2 separate regions of the Homo sapiens genome follow, and region 1 is linked to region 2. A link is a loop called in an ENCODE intact Hi-C map of the cell type or tissue named here. Cell type or tissue: breast epithelium. All regions are shown on one strand.

The links. Hi-C counts contacts between places; a loop is a spot of excess contacts. Peaks named below come from ENCODE experiments on the same cell type or tissue, not always from the same donor. Only the 100,000 strongest peaks of a DNase experiment are listed, where the experiment ranks them.
Region 1: it touches region 2 in a loop (14-fold over the local background); 2 of 110 quality-filtered maps call a loop at or near these places.

What each region holds. Positions count from the first base shown.
Region 1 is chr5:179,957,475-179,959,974 of GRCh38, reverse strand. All of the region lies in intron 8 of RNF130 (ring finger protein 130), which reads left to right. Among named protein-coding and RNA genes, the nearest start is that of TBC1D9B, 51 kb to the right of the region's middle. In breast epithelium, no CTCF peak of the experiment used is centred here; no DNase peak of the experiment used is centred here.
Region 2 is chr5:179,901,506-179,904,005 of GRCh38, reverse strand. The region is part of intron 2 of TBC1D9B (TBC1 domain family member 9B); the gene reads left to right. Among named protein-coding and RNA genes, the nearest start is that of TBC1D9B, 5.1 kb to the left of the region's middle. RefSeq lists an enhancer at 936-1,435. In breast epithelium, no CTCF peak of the experiment used is centred here; no DNase peak of the experiment used is centred here; H3K27ac peaks cover 443 bases.

The DNA of each region.
Region 1 (2,500 bases), 56 kb before region 2:
CCTTTTCCCATTGCTGGATTCTGATTCATAGAAATCACGTTCTAAGATTTGCAGAGAACGGTAGCTCATTATTCAAGATTCAAAAAAATCTTGGCATGAGGAAATGAATCTGAAGTGGTAAAGGTGACGAAATAACTAGAGCAAATGATCCAGTGGCATGACCGGAGATCAGGAAGCCCTGGCTTCTTGTAGCAGGTCCACCAGAAAGCTCCCGGTGATCTTCCTCCTCTTAGTGTAGTAGTAGAAATTTATATATATAAACTCCTTTATTTATACAAAAAGAATGATGTTTCTATTTTACTCTCAGTATTTCTGAATTATTTTGCTCAGTACTCTTTTTTTTTTTTTGAGACGGAGTCTCGCTCTGTTACCCAGACTGGAGTACAGTGGCGCCATCTCAGCTCACCACAACCTCCACCTCCCGGGTTCAAGAAATTATCTGCCTCAGTCTTCTGAGTAGCTGGGATTACAGGCACCCGCCACCACGCCCAGCTAATTTTTTTGTATTTTTAGTAGAGATGGGGTTTCACTGTCTTGGCCAGGCTGGTCTTGAACTCCTGACCTTGTGATCCACCTGTCTCGGCCTCCCAAAGTGCTGGGATTACAGGCTTGAGTGCTCAGTACTCTTTTTAAGAGGAATATTGAGAAACTAGCACACTCAGCATAAAAGGGTCTGAAAATTTAATTATTTGATGTCTTGGGGATGCTTGGTTTGGAAGAGAGGGGACCGGGTAAGATGAGAGCTGTTTCCAGGTGTTTGAAGGACTCTTAAAGATGAGAATAACAAAGATGAGAATAACTACTGTTTATTGAATGCCTACCAAGATCTTAGTCCTGCACTGGTCTCTTTTACCCGTATTGCCTGGTTTAATACTCAAAAGAGCCTCATGTTGACTAACCAGTGCATACAGAGTGATGCTTACTCTGTATTTCTGGAGCTCTGGCGATATCTACAGGGAGGCAGATTTCCACTTGATATAAGAAAGAACTTTGTGGCCTGGCGTGGTAGCTAACACCTATAATCCCAGCGCTTTGGGAGGCTGAGGTGGGCAGATCACCTGAGGTCAGGAGTTCAAGACAAGCCTAGCCAACACGGTGAAGCCCCATCTCTACTAAAAATATGAAAATTAGCTGGGTGTGGTGGCAGGTACCTGTAATCCCAGCTAAGGCTGAGACAGGAGAATCACTTGAACCTGGGAGGCGAAGGTTGCAGTGAGCCGAGATCGCCCCATTGCACTCCAGCCTGGGTGACCAGAGTGAAACTCTGTCTCAAAAAAAAAGAAAGAAACAACTTTGTAGTAGTTAAAATTGTCCGTCCAAAACACGGGACACTTTGAAAGCTAGCGAGCCTGCACCAGGACCTGATTCTTCAGACAGAAGCTACAGGATAGACCTGTTCACAGGCCGACCTCAGATCAGGTAGAAGGCTCTGAGATGCGTCCTGTGCTGAGGGTCCCTCTTGAATTGTTCCTAGGAGGGATCAGAGGCCGAGGAGAGCTGTTGGGTTCTCTTTCAGTTACCTCTTTTAGAACCTTAAATATCAAAAGCAGTGTTTTTCAGACTTTCTAAAAACCATCTTCCTACTGTAAGAGATACATTTTGTGTTGTGACCCAGTACTCCCATGTGTAACTGAAACAAATTTCACACACTTCCCTGACTGCATGCAGTATTCTCTGATGTAGTCAGTCCTGTGCCTTGTTGTTAATATTAGTCGTTAACTCCTAAATTGATGGTATAACCATTAATAGGTTGTATGCTTTAGTTTTGAGAAACACTTGTCTAAAGAATTTTGAATTTGGCCGGGCGCGGTGGCTCACGCCTATAATCCCAGCACTTTGGGAGACCGAGGCGGGCGGATCACGAGGTCAGGAGATCGAGACCATCCCGGCTAAAACAGTGAAACCCCGTCTCTACTAAAAATACAAAAAATTAGCCGGGCGTAGTGGCGGGCGCCTGTAGTCCCAGCTACTTGGGAGGCTGAGGCAGGAGAATGGCGTGAACCCGGGAGGCGGAGCTTGCAGTGAGCCGAGATCCCGCCACTGCACTCCAGCCTGGGCGACAGAGCGAGACTCCGTCTCAAAAAAAAAAAAAAGAATTTTGAATTTTTAGTTCTCAACCTGATAACCTTTTGCTCACACAGCCCGTCTTGTAACAATTCCAGAAAAGATTTAAAATTAACCTCTGTTTGAGGTGTATTGCTGGATAGTGGATCCTTTTCTTTCTCTTGGTATTTATTCTCCTTGTAGCCAATCTGAGTGTGAGATATATGTACACAAAAGAATAAAGTAGGGCTTCGAGGGATTGAGTGACTCTGAAGGGATGCCATAGGAAGAAGGCCACTGGAATTCAAACCCAGCACCTCTGGTTCCAACCTTTTCCTTTAAACTGCTTGCATTTGACTACTTCAGAGAGGAGGATAGTGCCAAATAATGTGGTTGAAGGAGACAAATTTGGTTTCCTAAAAATGCAGTTGCAACATGAGTATTAAAGGCAGTGGGA
Region 2 (2,500 bases):
GATTTTGTGGTCATTTGGAGACACTCATGGACACATGCACGTTCAAAGCAGTGAAAAATTTGACTCGCCTGATGCCCATGTCCCCAGCTGAGGCAGAACAGGACGACGCTCTGCCTTCTTGATTCAGCTCTCATACTGCACTCACGTGTCCTGTTCACAGTCTCTGCAGTGCCATGTTTTTCCCATGTTTGTGCTCGTTGCTGATGACTTGGCTGTTTAAAATGGCTCCCAAGCATAGCGCTCTTGTTCCTAAGAGCAAGAAGGCTGAGTTGTGCCTTGTGAAGGAGATCTGTGCATGAGAGCAGCTTCATTCAGGCGTGAGTGATAGTGCTGCTGGCCGTGAGCTCAATGCCAATCGATCAGGAATACGTATTAAATAAGGCATCTTTAAACAGAAACACATGTAAAACAGTTATGTATCGGTCAGTCGACAGAAGTGTGATTAGAGGCTCCAGGAACCTAACCCTGTGTTCCCCCGGGGTACTGGTTCAGGATTCGCTAACTCAGTGTTCGCGGCCACCTTACAGAATCTGACCACCTGAATAACGAGAATCCGCTGTAGTTGTCCTCCTAGGTGGAAGCGCACTCACCCGTCCAAGAGTGCGGAGGGAAGTCCCCTTTCAGCGGGTACCTGCTGGGTTGAGTTTGCTCTGAGAAAATGACAGTCCTAGCTGACGCTCAGACAGTGCTTCCTGTGTGCCAGGCACTTGCCTGAACCACCCGGTACCTCCAGAAGGCATAAGTACTTTGGTCTTCTCTATGTTGAAGGTGAAGAAACTCTGGCCCAGAGGGGTTGAGTAACCTGCTCAGAGTCACACAGCTGCAGTTTGGACCCTCTCAGTACCTCTCTGAAGCAGAAGCCACAGTGCCCTTGTTCTCCAGGGTAGTGGTTTCCCTTGAAGGCCTGGGAGAAGATGATGAGACTCAAAAGTTTGTCAACCTCACGGCTGGAACCCAGCTTCAGGAGGGGAAGGGTCAAGGAAGTAAAAGCACAGGGCGGGCGGCACCCCGGGAATAGCCCCACTCCCAGGTGGGCGCTCTGCACGGGCATCCTGACCAGCAGTGCCCTTCTCCTTTGCAGGACTGAATAACTCAGTAAGAGTTAGGAAGGGGAGTTTGTCCAAGGCCAAGCAGGGAAGCCCAGTTAGACCCCCGATCTCTGGCTTCAGAGCCTGAGTGGACCCTGGGGGCAGCAAGAGTTTGCCAGAGGAGGGGCTTCCTGTGGGGAGGGGACCATTTCTGAGTGGGCCAGGAGGTTGGTGTGTGCTAATGAGGAGAGGAGCTGCTTTAACATGGGCCCTTGAGATTTCCATCTCTGGCAGCAAGAGCTGCCCGTCCCTGGGGAGAGAAAAGTACGAGGGGCAGAGTGGGAATCCCTTTAGTCACAGCAGGCCTGGTGCTGGGGAGGGGCCCAGCCACAGCCACGCAGCGGAGCCCATGTACGTAGCCCCGTGCCACACACTTGACCTCTCCCCTCCTGCCAGGCCCAAAGCCCTGCACTGGCCCTGGCTGTGCCTCCCTTTCCTGCCAGCCAGGCTAGGCCCCAGAAGCAACTCACCAAGACCAGACATGGCCCTGCCAGCACCTGCTTAGTGAGTCCTGACCCTTGAGCCTGGTGTTCGAGGACACCTGGGGGTCTGCCTGCCTCCATTTCTGGCCTTGTCTCCCCAGCTCACAGCCTGGCCTTCAGCCGGACCACACAGCTGCAGGGCCTGGAGGAGCCACACCCCTCCTGGCTGCTGTGCCTAGTGTCCGCCATGCCAGCTAACCTTCCCTCCCGCTCCTCTGAGAACTGCCCAGACTCCACAGACCCATCCTTCCTCCTTACTCCTCTGGACATGACGTGTCTGCACACGCTTTTACGTGGAAGCCCATGAGGCCGGGAGCTTCCGAGGGTGAGGGCAGGCTCTGCAGCCAGGCACCCAGGGTTAGGATTCTGATTTGATCACTTCCCAGCTGTGTGACCTTGGGTAACTTATTTCACCTCTCTGTGCCTCAGCTTCATCTGGTAAAATGAAAATAATGGTACCTGTCTCCACTGTGTTCTGAGAATGAAATAAGATAATCCATGGAAAACTCTGAAAACAGAAACAGCATTTAATACTCTAATTAGCTATTATATTATTTTTATTCCCAGCACCTAGCATAGAGATGGAATAGTTTCTTAGTATGAAATGAAGATTGAGTTACTTTTAACTAATATTTTTAATGCACATATGTAAAAAAAGAAATGTTTTTTTGAGGCGTTCTCTTTCTGTTGCCCAGGCTGGAGTGCCGTGGTGCAATCACAGCTCACTGCAGCTCTCTGGCTAAAGCGATCCTCCCACCTCAGCCTCCTGACTAGCTGGGACTGCAGGCCCACGCAACCATGCCTCATTTTTTCTATTTTTTGTAGAGACAGCCATGTTGCCCAGACTGATCTCAAACTCCTGGGCTCAAGCGATTCCCCTGCCTCAGCCTCCCAGAGTGCTGGGATTATAGGACTGAGCCACTGTGCCCG